Regions from separate parts of the Homo sapiens genome. Here region 2 is linked to region 1. Evidence: chromatin loops called from intact Hi-C (ENCODE). Cell type or tissue: PC-9. All regions are shown on one strand. Each heading gives the region's core, and the rest is flanking DNA. Links, peaks and the distances in the headings are about the cores only.

Region 1 (7,572 bases), core at 2,555-5,054:
TTGAACTTGCCGCATTAGATTGCATTGAGGATCAAATGAGCCAGTACAAATAAGACACTTACAACAGTGTCTGGCACGTGTTATACTCTATCCAGAGGTTCTGTTCAAGGGTTAGCTATTATTTTTAATGTTTAATTTTTATTTATTTATTTATTTATTTTTGAGATTGAATCTTGCTCTTTTGCCCAGACTGGAGTGCAATGGCACAATCTCAGCTCACTGCAACCTCTGCCTCCTGGGTTCAAGCAATTCTCATGCCTCAGCCTCCTGGGTAGCTGGGATTACAGGTGCCTGCCACCACACCTGGCTAACTTTTTTTGTATTTTTAGTAGAGATGGGGTTTCACCATGTTGGCTAGGCTGGTCTCAAACTCCAGACCTCAAGTGATCCGCCCCCCTCAGCCTCCCAAAGTGCTGGGATTACAGGCATGAGCCACTGCACCTGGCCAAGGGTTAGCTATTATTAGTGCTTCAAGTTTAGAGATGAGCAATTTGGGTTCTAAGAGATGTTTATACTACTTGTTCAAGGTCACACAATTAACAAATGACGGCACTAATTTTTAAACCCAAGTCTGTCCACTTTCAAAGACCATATTGTTTCCAGTACCTATCACTGCCTTCAGTAGGATAAAGACAGTTAACTTTTCCAAATGAGGGGCCATCTGTTAACACTTGTACTCACAAGAACAAGGCGAAATATTAAGGAGTTAAAGAGAGTAGGTCTTCAGACAAATTCACAAAAAACTGCCTTCAGTTTATGTACTTTTCATAGTCTAGTATCACTTTCTGGGGTCATGGAAGTAGGTGTTTTTCTGCTAGGAGCAATCAAGAGTTGTCAACATGCAAACACCATGTAAAGGTTAGCTGTCATGATTAGAGTGTGCCAATTTTATAGTGGGGAACCTGGGCTTAAAGAAATTAAGTGCAGGTCCCTGAGGGAATACTCTAAAGCGAGACATAAGTGTGTGGCACACACACAGCAAGAAGAGTTTTGGTGGGAGGTAGACTGCATGAATCAATGTACAGCCAAGAGGACTGCTTAGAACTGGCGCCTGACTGCTTAGGTTGCTTGCACTGGAGGAGGGCAAAGAAACTGAGGGCAAGCACAGAGAGTAGGGTGAAGATGTAAAAGGGAAGATAGCAGGCACAGTAAAGGTAAAATAGGAACTTTCACTTCTGGAGAGAGTGTTAATATCCTTTCTGATCAGGACTATGGCATCATATATCAAATACCTGCACCCCCCAACCCCCCCCCCCAAAAAAAGTCTATACTTCTTTGGTTTTTTTTTTGAGACAGTCTCACTCCATCGCCCAAGCTGGAGTACCGTGGCGTGATCTCGGCTCACCGCAACCTCTGCCTCCAGGGTTCAAGCGATTCTCGTGCCTCAGCCTCCTGAGTAGCTGGGATTACAGCCGCTCACCACCACTCCGGGCTAATTGGCCAGGCTGGTCTCGAACTCCTGACTGCAGGGGACCCGCCCGCCTTGGCCTCCCAAAATGCTGGGATTACAGGTGTCAGCCATCGCACCTGGCCCTTTTTACTTTGAATGCTCTCTCTCTTTTTTTTTTTTTTTTTTTTTTGAGACGGAGTCTGGCCCTGTCGCCCAGGCTGGAGTGCAGTGGCACGATCTCGGCTCACTGCAAGCTCCGCCTCCCGGGTTCAGGCCATTCTCCTGCCTCAGCCTCCCGAGTAGCTGGGACTACAGGCGCCTGCAACCACGCCCGGCTAATTTTTTGTATTTTTAGTAGAGACGGGGTTTCACCACGTTAGCCAGGATGGTCTCGATCTCCTGACCTCGTGATCCACCCGCCTCGGCCTCCCAAAGTGCTGGGATTACAGGCGTGAGCCACCGCGCCCGGCCTGAATGCTCTCTCTTAAAGACCTAATACTTACGGCCAAAGATTTGTATTCATCACAATGTTATTTAAAATAGAAAAAATCTGGGCGCTGTGGCTCACACCTGTGATCCCAGCACTTTGGGAGGCCGAGGCGGGTGGATCTTGAGGTCAGGAGATCGAGACCAGCCTGGCCAACACGGTGAAACCCTTTCTCTACTAAAAATACAAAAAATTAGCCGGGCATGGTGGCTGGTGCCTGTAGTCCCAGCTACTCGGGAGGCTGAGGCAGGAGAATGACGTGAACCCAGGAGGCGGAGCTTGCAGTGAGCCGAGATCGGGCCACTGCACTCCAGCTTGGGTGACAGAGCGAGACTCTGTCTCAAAAAAAAAAAAAAAAAGAAAAAAGTTGGAGATGTTTTGTTCCTAATAAACAGATATAATGGAATAGTATGCAGTCATTTATAATGATTTTAGAAGTTTTTTTTTTTTTTTTTGACAGGGTCTTTCTCTGTCATTCAGGCTGGAGTGCAGTGGTGCCATCACAGCTCACTGCAGCCTAAACCTCCAGGGCTTAACTGATCCTCCCACCTCAGTCTCCCATGTAGCTAGGATGACAGGTGTGTGCCACTATACCCAGCTAATTTTTGTAGAGATGGGGTTTTGCCCTGTTGCTTAGGCTGGTCTTGAACTCCTGGTCTAAGCAATCTGCCCACCTCAGCCTCCCAAAGTATCTGGGATTACAGGTGTGAGCCACTACACCTGGCAATAATTTTTGTTTTTTTTGAGACAGAGTCGAGTTCTGCTGCCCATGCTGGAGTGCAGTGGCATGATCTCACACACTGCAACCTCCACAGCCCCGGTTCAAGCAATTCTTGGGCCTCAACCTCCCGAGTAGGATTACAGGCATGCACCACCATGTCTGGCTAGTTTTTGTATTTTTAGTAGAGATGAGGTTTTGTCATGTTGGCCAGGCTGGTTTCAAACTCCTGACCTCAAGTGATCCGCCCACCTCGGCCCATCAAAGTGCTGGGATTATAGGTGTGAGCCACTGTGCCCAGCCATCATCTACTTTTGAAATAAACAGAAGTGTCAAAGAAACAAAACTTGCAAATGTATCTTCTAAACGTAGATGACTTTTTTCTTTTTTTTTTTTGAGACGGAGTTTCAGTCTTGTTGCCCAGGCTGGAGTGCAATGGCGTGATCTTGGCTCACTGCAACCTCTGCTTCCCGGGTTCAAGCGATTCTCCTGCCTCAGCCTCCCAAGTAGCTGGGATTACAGGCACCCGCCACCACACCTGGCTAATTTTGTATTTTTAGTAGAGACGGGGTTTCACTATGTTGGTCAGGCTGGTCTCAAACTCCCAACCTCAGGTGATCTGCCTGCCTCGGCCTCCCAAAGTGCTGGGATTATAGGCATGAGCCACCGTGCCTGGCCATAGATGACTTCTTCAGTCTCATATTTCCCCTTGGAATATCTTCCTTCTCTTCTCTCCTACCACATTTATTGAGCAATTGTATTAGACCCTTGGATTCTTTAACAAACAAGACAGGCATGAGCCCTGCCCTTAAGAATACTGAAAAACTAGCTTTCAACAGTCAGAGTAGGTATTTGTCCATAATTTGGTGCATATGCTCACCTTTAATGACCTCAGTGCTTGTTTTATTCTGTGTTGGCCTTTAACATGCTCTCCTAGGTCACAAGCAGGGTAGCCAATACTGCCTTGGGCTGGTACACAAGATTTTAAAGACTTTACTGTCTACTTTTGTGACTTTTTATCAACAGCTACTACCTCTGAAATTGGTGTCTTAAGGACACCTTGGAAAACCCATGGACATGTCATCTTTCATTTGAAAAGAATAGTAGCCACAGTGAGATGGCCATGGGGTTGGGGAGGAGCAGTCATTTAGCCTGTGACCATATAGTGTTGAGTTTCACACTAAGACTCCTTAGATTTGGCTTACACCAAATTGGCAGAGATATTGGCTCACGGACGTTCAAAGAGAATTCTTTTTGGGCCAGCACTCTCAGCTCAGCTCGCAGGCTCAACTGATGAACTGCTACCACTTTATTCTTTATGGTTCCCGTCTAGCATCTGGCTTCTCCTTACCTGCCTATGTGCCTAATCTGTTTCATCTGAGTAGCAAAGGCAGGATACTGATTCTTAGAGAGTTTCTTTGGTCAGTGTGGTCAGTGAGGTATTGTAGAGCACAGCACACTATTTCCCTAGTCCCCCACCTGCCACCTCTGGTGGTGATAGCCATGACAGAATGTGATAGAATCATATTTTGAGGTTTTCTTTGCCCACAAGATATTCCCAGTGTATTTTAGGAGGCATATCTAACTTACCACAGGCATCTAAACAAGGTTCAAACTTCTGATCTGTAGATAGGGCAAGACTGGTCTGTTTCTGCCTCTGACAGATAAGTTGGAACAATTTCTTTGAGTGCAGGCACTAAGAAGTTTCCAATGAACAGTCTGGGAGTGAGGAGCTAGAGCTGGAATGTGCAGAATGACTATGTGTAAGCCCCTAATACAGGGCTGACTTCATGAGCGTGCAACCTGTGAAGTCCTACAGATTCTGCTTAGAAGGGCCCTGCCGTTAGGTTTAGTGCTCTGCTGTCACTGTCTTGGAATGATTAATGATTTTCAAACAAAGGGTCTCCATTGAATTTTGTACTAGGCAAAATTATGTAGCTAGTCCTGCTCATGTGCAGTAAGTACAGGAGGACCAGACAGATTGGGGTTCAAATTCAGACTCAGATTTTTGCTAGCTGTGAGATCATAAGTGAATCCTCACTTAACTCTCTGAGCCTCAGTGTCCTCATCTGTTAAGTGGGGACAATTCCTCATTGTGAGAAATACTTAAATGGGAAAACATAGTTTAAAGAGCTAGTATGGTGCTAGGCACACTGCAGATATCTGTCTACCCAACCATTTATCTGTTTGATCATCTATCTACACATCCAACAAGCATTTACTATTTGCCTATTCGCATAAGGCACAATGCAAAGTTGAATAAAACATGCTTTCAAATAGCTTACAACAGGAGAGAGAAGATTTCTCCATCCACAATGATCCTGACCAAGAGAATTTAAATATGGCATAAATTAGAAGACTGGTTATTATTTGCAGAAAGGTAGAAAGGAGGTAAGAGGGAAGTGTGTGTAAAATTTAGGGATGAGAAGGTGAGTCTATAATCTGAGACAGCCTAAGTCTCAGACAAAAGTTAACAGGAGCTATGACAATTGTAGTCTCATTTCAACAAATTCCCCAGGAAGGAAGAGGATGATAATATGGATGAAGACAGAAGAAAAAATGTAGGAAGGGAGATGGCAGAGTTAAAGGTCTAGGGCTGAGAAAAGAACAAAATTGGATCCAATAACTGAATAGAATATACAATTTAACACTGGCCTTGTCAAGCCAAGCAGTTGGCTTTAAAATAATAAGAGATTTCTTGTTTTAACTGTAACAGTTTTTATCAGGTTAAGCATGTAAGCAGACTAGCAATGCACATAGATGGGGCAATTTACCATCTTGGTTTAGTAAACGAGTTTATGTGCTGTGTTGAAACAGTGCAACGTCCTTAATCCAATATCTGATGAAGGAGCACTGGTAGAAGAATTAATTTACCACACAGTAATTAAAGAGGGGTATGCACTATATATACTGTGAAAGTCTCTGAAATGAATATTTGATAAACAATTTCTGGTAAATTAAAAACCTGAAATGTTAAATTAAATGCAAATTAAAAATCTGGAATGTTAAATTAATTAAATACAGAAACCTGCATCAAATATCATTATAGGTCTCAGTTAAATCAGAGATGAAAAAAAAAAAAAGCCAAGTAATTCAGCATCACATCATGCCAGCGTGCACTCTTGACTCACCTGTTGGGAATAAATGACGGTGCCAGGAACTTCAGCTTTACTGGTGAATTTACATATCATATGCACAATCATTTCTGGGCACCTTTTACTTGTGAAACTAAGTAAGGAATGAAATGAACTTTTTGCTTTATCATGGAAAAAAAGGCTAGGAGACTTATTCACATCACTGGATCCTCTTCTAGTTTGAGCTAAGGACGGCCAAATTGCTACATAAAGGGTACCCTCAAGGCAGAGTAATTCATACTGCGTGCTGGCTGAGCTTATGTCTGATGGGCAGCAGAATAATCAGCTTGCAAAATCAGGCTCAGAATGTTCCTGGAGACGTGCCTTTTGCTGTGGTTTTGCTGTGGTTTTGTTGTGAAGCCCTGTTGCCCCAAAAGGGAATCTAATGGGTAGAGGTCAGTCATAACTTCTTGGATTTCTTGACCATAGGAGATGCCTATAAACCCTGACCTACTGTCATCTGACTCTTGGTTTGAACACAGAATCAATCCATCAGTCCCAGTTGCTTCTCTAGATTTGAAATTCTGTACCAGCCACTGATTTTTTTTTTTTTTTGAGATGGTGTTTCACTCTTATTGCCCAGGCTGGAGTGTAATGGCACGATCTCAGCTCACCACAACCTCTGCCTCCCGGGTTCAAGCGATTCTCCTGCTTCAGCCTCCCAAGTAGCTGAGATTACAGGCATGCTCCACCAAGCCCGGCTAATTTTGTATTTTTAGTAGAGACAGGGTTTCACCATGCTGGTCAGGCTGGTCTTGAACTCCTGACCTCAGGTGATCCACCCACCTTGGCCTCCCAAAGTGCTGGGATTACAGGCATGAGCCACCGCGCCTGGCTCCAGCCACTGATTGTTGAGCTATTCTGGGCAAGGCACTTATTTTTCCTTTCTCCCATTTCCTCACCTATTAAATGAAGCACAAAATGCTGACACGTCAGAAAGCTGCAGCAGGAATAACTAATCAATGTGAGTGCTTTATAATTTTGGCTCTAACTTCTGCAAATTAACCAGCGTCCTAAAGCTGTCATAAGCCACCGAAGTAGGTGGTTTTCTTGGTCTGAGTCTCTGGGGTCTATATCATGAACACTTGAGATATATAATTTATTTTTGGGAAAAAAAGATTAAAGACTTATTTATTGAATGGGAAACTTTACAGAATAGATTATTTTCACCTTCCCTTGGGACACATAGTACCTTGTACATATCTCTATTTTATTTTATTTTATTTTTTTGAGATGGAGTCTTGCTCTGTCACCCAAGCTGGAGTGCAGTGGTGCGATCTCAGCTCACTGCAAGCTCCACCTCCTGGGTTCACACCATTCTCCTGCCTCAGCCTCCCGAGTAGCTGGTACTACAGGCGCCCGCCACTGCGCCCGGCTAATTTTTTTGTATTTTTTTTTTAGTAGAGACGGGGTTTCACCGTAGTCTTGATCTCTTGACCTCGTGATCCGCCTGCCTTGGCCTCCCAAAGTGCTGGGATTACAGGTGTGAGCCACCGCACCTGGCCACATATCTCTATTTTAGCACAAATTCTGTATTGCAATTATTTTAAAAAAATATACTAATTTTTTATTTTATTGTTATATTTATTTATTTATTTATTTTATTTTCGAGACAGAGTTTCGCTCTTGTTGCCCAGGCTGGAGTGCAGTAGTGCAATCTTGGCTCACCGCAACCTCCGCCTCCTGGGTTCAAGGGATTCTCCTCCCTCAGCCTCCTGAGTTGCTGGGATTACAAGCATGTGCCACCACGCCTGGCTAATTTTGTATTTTTAGTAGAGATGGGGTTGCTCCATGTTGGTCAGGCTGGTCTCAAACTCCCGACCTCAGGTGATCCACCCACCTC
Region 2 (7,572 bases), core at 1,775-4,274, 160 kb before region 1:
CAATTATGTATAAGAAGTAGGGGATCCTCTGTATTCTGCCCAACCACCCCCTCATCCTTCACAAAAGTTAATGTCTTGGGCCTACAATTCACTTGGGCAGCCTGGAACTGAGACTCTGAAGTTGTAAGTCTTTTGTTTTGTTTTGTTTTGTTTACTTTTAGTTTTCTGTTTGTGGATGTGGGTCCTGAATCGGCGCCCTCAAAGTTGAAACCTTTACCTTTTTGTCCAACCTCTTCCCTTCCTCTCATCGGGGGTGGGGGAAGATGGTGGCCAAAAAGCAGGCCGTCCCTTGGATAGGGCAGCTGGGACAGCTGCTCCGGAGCAGCTGCTGTACCTCACCCTTATTTCCTGACAATCATTAAAATTCAATTTCAAAGTTTCTGTCTTTAACAATTTCCTAAGGGGCCTATGAAGGATGCCAAAAGGGTGGGCCTCCTTTCCAGTGGCAGTGCTTTGGCAGCAAGTAGACACTGGTCAGGTTGCCTGAGGCTGTGCCCTTCTCACAATAGTCCTGTGGAGAGTGTCTAGAATGGAACACTGCAGGAACAGCTCTGGGAAAGTTTTAAGGTGGGCCAAGAAGTGGACAAGACCAGCACCTCTTCCCTTAATCAGCATTGCTCCTGAAGTACAGCCTTCCTGGTCCTAGGGTGGAGCTCAAGTACAAACCTAGGGGAAATTTCTCATACTTTAATCTCATAATTCCTCATTTTCTTTTTTGCTCAGCTCACCAACTTCTCAAACCTTGATTCTAAAAAGAAAAATAGGCCAGGCGCAGTGGCTCACACCTGTAATCCCAGCACTTTGGGAGGCTGAGGTGGGTGGATCACTTGAGGTCAGGAGTTCAAGACCAGCCTGGCCAACATGGTGAAACCCCATCTCTACTAAAAATACAAAAATTAGCCGGGTGTGGTGGTGCATGCCTGTAGTCTGAGCTACTCAGGAGGTTGAGGCAGGAGACTCGCTTGAACTTGGGAGGCGGAGTTGCAGTGAGCGGAGATCGTGCCACTGCACTCCAGCCTGAGCTACAGAGTGAGACTCGGTCTAAACAAAAAGAAAAATAAAAAAAGATTTGTATATCTGAAATTTCCCTTCTATCAAGAAGCTTTCCTTAACACCTCTTTTCCCTTTGGTTGGGGAAGTCTTCTATTGGGCCAAGGCAAGACAACTAAGATATTTTGAGAAACGGAAAAATACATGTAAATGTACAGCCTAGGTAGCTGAGCCTCATCCACACATTTTGAGTGAAGGTTGCCCATCAAATGCTATTCAGACTCACCCTCAGAGGAGTTTCTCATTCCCTGCTCCCAAAATTTAACATGTGATTAGTACCAAAACATGCCACCCTTAACTAATACCCTCTTGAATCTATGGAAAGGAAACAGCATTTCTTTGAAATTCTAGATGGGAGTTAAGGACTACCTGACTACTCTTGCCTTCACCTCGTAATCACATATAACTATCTCAAACACCCCCCTCCTTCCCTAGAGAGCCACTGATTGGCCCCTCAGCATACCTAGTACTTTTCCTTCTCTTCTCAAATTCTCATCCCTTACCCTTTTCTCCTTTGGAGGCCCCTGGAAAATTTTCAGAATTAAATTATGATTTTTTTTGAAATGCCATGACAAGTTAGAAAGGGAAATTTGAGACAGCACTAGAAATACACTAACAGAGAGTACTATTACAAGGCCGGGTGCGGTGGCTCATGCCTGTAATCCCAGCACTTTGGGAGGCCGAGGCAGGTGGATCACCCGAGGACAAGAGTTTAAGACCAGCCTGGCCAACATGGAGAAACCTCGTCTCTACTACAAATACAAAAATTAGTTGGGCATGGTGGCACGCACCTGTAATCCTAGCTACTTGGGAGGCTGAGGGAGGAGAATCGCTTGAACCCAGGAAGCAGAGGCTGCAGTGAGCCAAGATCATGCCACTACACTCCAGCCTAGGCAACAGAGCTACACTCTGACTAAAAAAAAAAAAAAAAAAAAAGTACCATTACAACTGAATGCAGTAGACAAGTCACAGTTTGGGGTATCAGCAATTAATTGCACATTTTTATACAGTCTTTTTTTTTAACTTCATTTTTAAGATCCGTTGATCCTAACAGATGCAAGTTAAACCTGAAGTAAATTAGAGCAAAGTTAAAGAAAAACTAGATCAAGCCCTTCCTGGACTGGCAGCCCTCCTATCTCGCGTAGCTCATGGTTATTTGGATAGACTCTTTCATAATACTGGTAGCAGAGACAGACCAACACCAAAGCCCCACTTCTTGTTACTTAATCACAAACCTGGCAGAATGGCGACTCCATACCTACAAAAACTAGTCAGTGCTTATTAACCACAACAGATCAATAAAAACAATTATCTGGAGAAATAATATTAACAACACGCCCTTGTTACCATAAGACATAAGTTCCTGAGAAATTTGGAGCTTCCAATAGCACATTTCTGCTTATGTGGTACCTAAAGTTGTTTCCTGGAAGTGAAATTTGAATCATTTGCAATCATTTTATATCCTTGCCCCAGAATGACTCTGTCTCTAAGGCTTTGAATACGTTTACTACTATGGGCTTTTAATATTCTCTACCCTAGTGAAAAGGCTACATATTATAGTAGAGAAGATACTGGGTTAGAAATGCCAACCAGAATCTAGGTTCTAGTTCAGGCGTCTAACTAGTATTTTGTATGTAAGGCAGTTCATGCTTCTGGCCTTCAGATTTTGCATATGTAAAGTAAAAACATGAGAATAGATAATCTCTTAGATCCTTCATTCTGTACTTTTGTAACATTTGTGAATTTTGAACCTAAGAGAAGATCCAGATCCATACATTTCTGAATAAAATACCTATTTATTTCATAGTCCTTTTAGTAAAAATTTATGCAAAAGACTGAAAAAATGATTTTTGGTCTTCTCTGGGAGAGATTCTGAACTGGACTGGAGGAAACCAAGCTAAGAGACTTGGCATTGTTTTCTTTTGTACAAATGAACCATTGCCTTATACTTTAACTTTTTTTCCTTTTCAGATCCAACTTAGAAATAATGTTTCATTCAAGATAAGGCTCGTGGCTTAGGAGATTGTGACCTGGCTTGCATCATTCTAAGACTTCTATCGTCTGTTTTCAAAACCCAAGGAGGACCTCCTTTTCTGTGTGATAGTTCCTCATGCTTTGCCAGCCACTGGGTCTTTAAGGAAGCTTGCCAAGAGTTCCCGGCTGGGAAGGACAGTTCGAGTTCATCATAGACAATGAGCTGGCACCACAGTTTAAGTGACTCACCAACCTGGTTGCCCACTTCAAAATGTCAAGAACCACACTATCTAATTGAAAGAACTGTGTTTTAGCAAAGTGTAATTGGATCGCCTGGCAAGATCATCTCAAACTATGTCTCTGACCTTGCCTTTCAGTGGCTATTTTGAGCACAAGAGGAGAAAGGAAATGATTCCTGAATTATATCTTGTTTTTAAAAATTAAGATTAATTAATACTTGGTTTTATGTTCATTCCATTGTAGGAACTTAGTGATTATTACAAAACAGTCAAAATAGGTCATAGCAAAATGAACGTTTAAGATTAGGTTAAAACATTCCTCTGAAATTTTAGTATTCACTTTTGAAGTGTCAATTACTATATTTCTGTAATTTCTCATTTTTTTCTTGGCTTAGAGTCAAGATGAAAAATGATATTTGAATCAAAGACATTGTTTTGTTATATAGCCACTCCTTTCTAAAATGCAAATCCACCCTCCCCTCACCAATGCTTTATTCTTTGTGCGCGCACACACACACACACACACACACACACACACACACACACACAGACATACACAGAACCAGCACCCAAATGGTAGAGGAGGTCCTTCCAAGACTTCTAGGACCTGGATCATGTAAGCAGTAGATGAGAAAATGAAGTAAGAGATATAGAGTAATAACAATAAAAGTCAATGATTTCATTTTACAAAAAAGTCATTGTGTAGTACTCAGATATTTTTAAGAGCAAGTATTATTATGACTAAAGTATATTATACTTCTAAATTATTATGATTCTCATCTAATTTCAAGCCACACATAGGCGCCATTTGAAAGCATTTTGTGTTACAACCTATCAACAAAAATCAACTAATAGTTTTATAACGTGCATAGGTTTACCCCATGGGGAATTAAAATTTTTATCTGCAAGTATTTCTGTTGTTGTGAGACTTTAGGACAAGACAACATTTGGTGTTAACATAGAAGAATATTCTATGGCTTTTTTAGCTTTAAAGTTCATTACTCTAAAATAAAGTACACGTGGTATTTTTTTCTTCCTAGTGTTCTCTTATTATATGTAGAGTATTTTCGGTTGTTGTTTTTAACGTATACATTATTTTTATTAAGTCATTTCATAAAAGATAAGATATATACTAATAGACCCTTGGTTTTCTCCTAATTTAATTATTTCAAGTCAAGCAAAATTGGGCAATTTTCTTTCAGGAAAAAAAAAATATTGAGCATGATTTTGAGGTAAAACTGATTATTTACAGCATCTTTTCTCTAATAGGCTAACATTTATGATGGATCTTATTTCAAAGTTGATTATTCTCAAAGAAAAGTGGAGATATTAGAATTTCCGAGTAAATTGCATTGTTTTAAAAAGTACTTTAATGCATTGTTCACATTGTTGCCAGCTATTGACCAAAAAAGAGAAGAAGAAAAAAGAAATAAAAAAAGCAGTATCTGCTCCAAACGTCAAGTTTTGCAGTTTGAAAGACTTGTACATTATAATTGTTTTTTTCTTTTTTGGAAAGCAGTAGTAATTAATACCAAAGGCATAGACAATTTAGGGCCATAACCTCCCTTCCCCCCTCTCCACCTTTTTTTTTTTTTTTTTTTTTTTTTAACTTTAACCATGATAGGCATCTCTGCAAGGTAGGTTTTAACATATTTTTTTCCTAATTTTTTTCCCTCCATTCAGTAAGAAGGATAAGCTTTTAGAGTACCCAGTCACCGTGGTAACTGCCAAAAAAATTCTCCTGAAGTTTGAAGAGGTCAGCTAGCAGGGTCAACAACCCTGGCCTCTCTCTGAGCTCGGTCTAGCATGCCCCAGCCTGCGGTTGGAGTGTCAGGCCAGATCTGACCCTGGGAGGTGGACCATTCTGGCTCTGATATAAATTTTTCGAGTCAGTTCATGGCCTGGACTCTCCAGGTGGCCTCCAAAATCGATTTTGACCCCCTGACCCTGTCTCACGGAGGCATAGCATCCACCCTAAGTAAGGATTTAGCCAGGAATGACAGCTTTCCACTGAGTGTTATTGGGGACAGTATAAACAGTTTGGAAAGCAAGTAAGGAGGTGTGAGGGCTAGCAATCATTAAAAGCACATTAAAAAACAATTTTTAAAAATCTTTATTAGAGAAAGTTGTAAATGCATATCTGTTACAGAATTCCTGTGATTTGTAGAGTTTTCTAGTCAGTTTTGAATATAAATAGGTCACATATCTTTATCTTTTTGCATACTTTGTTACAAATATGCAAATAAGATAGGCATACTTGCTACAAAATAGGTACAGCAGGAATGTAATATGTTCAGAAAAGGCAAACTGGTTATTAAAACACATTAACAGGTAAGGAGTTTCTAATATTTTAAATACTAAAATTTTACATGTGTATTTTGAAGTTTTTAAAATGGAAAAATAAAGAACCTTTAAAAAACCCAACAGTGTGGAATAAAGATAAACTTGTTGCACTCAAGGTACATTTCTACTTTGTAAAGCAAGAAGCCAATACACTCAGTTGGATAAAAATGAGAGAAAAATTGTAAATATAGAGAGTTACAGCTTATAGAGCTGAAGAGGAATAAAACAAAAAAAAGTGTCTCTGAATAACTTTATGTATTTTCAACAGTTTAAGATATCAGAAACTTGGAAAATAAATATGATATATATATAAATCATCAGTGATTATTTCCTTTTCATTCCCCCCCGCCCCCAGGATGCCACCGTGAGTGTTTGATTTTCTCTAGGAAAGTAGAATTCTCTTTGAGAGTTCTAGCCTGTGAACTCAGTATGTAAATGTGGCCATCAAGAAGACAGAACTGCCAAGAGGAAAGATTATGAATGTTTTTCTTCCTTAAAACCATTCACAGTGTTTCTTCTTCCAGTGCTTTACTCAGACTTCTCCCCTTTTCCCAGCTCTGTTGAAAATGGCTTCAAAAGCAACACTGCAGTGGCTAAACCAATTGTACTGTGAAGTTGTTGAGATGCCATTTCATCTGAATCCTTCGTAAAAATTAGATTTTTAAGTAGGGGTGAATATCCTTTTGGGAGAGGGAATGGGAGGGTAGAAGAAGGGGGGAAAGGACAGAGCAGTTTATATATATATATATATATATATATATATATATATATATATATATGAGTATATATATATGAGTATATATATATATGAGTATATATATATGAGTATATATATATGAGTATATATATATGAGTATATATATATGAGTATATATATATATGAGTATATATATATGAGTATATATATATATGAGTATATATATATGAGTATATATATATATGAGTATATATATATATACTCTTTGTGTTTGAAGGCCTCTGTGTCTTGGCTTCTCACTATGTTAAATCCCTATTATAAAACTTATCTTCACAAAGCCTATTATAGTATTCTGAGAACAAATTGGACCATGAATAACTTAGTTGGAAGTGTAGATTATTTTCTACTCAGGGGAAGTTAGAGATGACAACAGCTTAACTGAAAGAATAGTGATTAATCTTAAATAGATGGATTTCAAAGTTTCACTCTTGATAAAGAGTACCTTTGATATTTCCCCTCTTCAGAATCACGTTTCCACTCTCTTTGTATTAAGAATTGTCCTAGTGATTACACTCTCCCCCTAATACAGCTCAAAGTGTAGATCATTTTTTTTCCAGGTTGTTAATTTGTCAGAGAGGTGACCAGAAAGACACTCTACTTCCTGTTGGTTAAATCGATGATTCCTAAGTGGTACTAGGCTTAGATACAAAAGTCAATGATAAGAATATCTTGCATAAATCATAGCTTCTTACTTAGATAAAATTCTTATTTAAAAATTTTTAATTTGCTTAATGCCCTATAGCTTACAAAGCACTTTTTAAATCATAATTTTGTTTAATCCTTAGAATAATGTTATAAGATAAACAAAACTCATCAATCCCATTTTACCTGTGATTGCACACTGTGATTGAGCTAATAAATGGAAGAATTGAGATACCAACTCAGATTTTGTAGCTTCTGTTTCAAGTGATTAACCTGTAGCAACAGGCTTTTGAATTATTTTTGTGTTCTATATCCCTGAAGATAAAGATTCTGTATTAAAGAGCCAAGATTTTATATCTCACAAATTAAAAACTTAAAAGACATGACTGAAAAGAATTCTGTTTACTTTAAAGTGAATTTTACCAGTTATTATTTTTCTTTCTATATATATGCTTAAATGGTCTTTCAGAACTGACGGTTTTAATTTCCAAAAGTTAAACATGGGAAGCTCTATATAAATTAAATAACTATCTGGAATTTAAACCACGTATATAAGAAACTTAGATT

Evidence for each region. Peaks named below come from ENCODE experiments on the same cell type or tissue, not always from the same donor. Only the 100,000 strongest peaks of a DNase experiment are listed, where the experiment ranks them.
Region 2: a loop joins it to region 1, with 10 times the contacts of the local background. A loop is called at or near these places in 1 of 110 quality-filtered maps.

The regions. Positions count from the first base shown.
Region 1 is chr3:181,895,781-181,903,352 of GRCh38, forward strand. No RefSeq gene overlaps it. Among named protein-coding and RNA genes, the nearest start is that of LINC01206, 53 kb to the right of the region's middle. In PC-9, for the core only: no CTCF peak of the experiment used is centred there; a DNase peak (open chromatin) is centred at 4,061.
Region 2 is chr3:181,736,548-181,744,119 of GRCh38, forward strand. SOX2-OT (SOX2 overlapping transcript) reads left to right here. Exons shown (of 7, transcript NR_075092.1): 7 at 3,022-5,681. Among named protein-coding and RNA genes, the nearest start is that of SOX2, 28 kb to the left of the region's middle. In PC-9, for the core only: no CTCF peak of the experiment used is centred there; a DNase peak (open chromatin) is centred at 3,214; H3K27ac peaks cover 816 bases.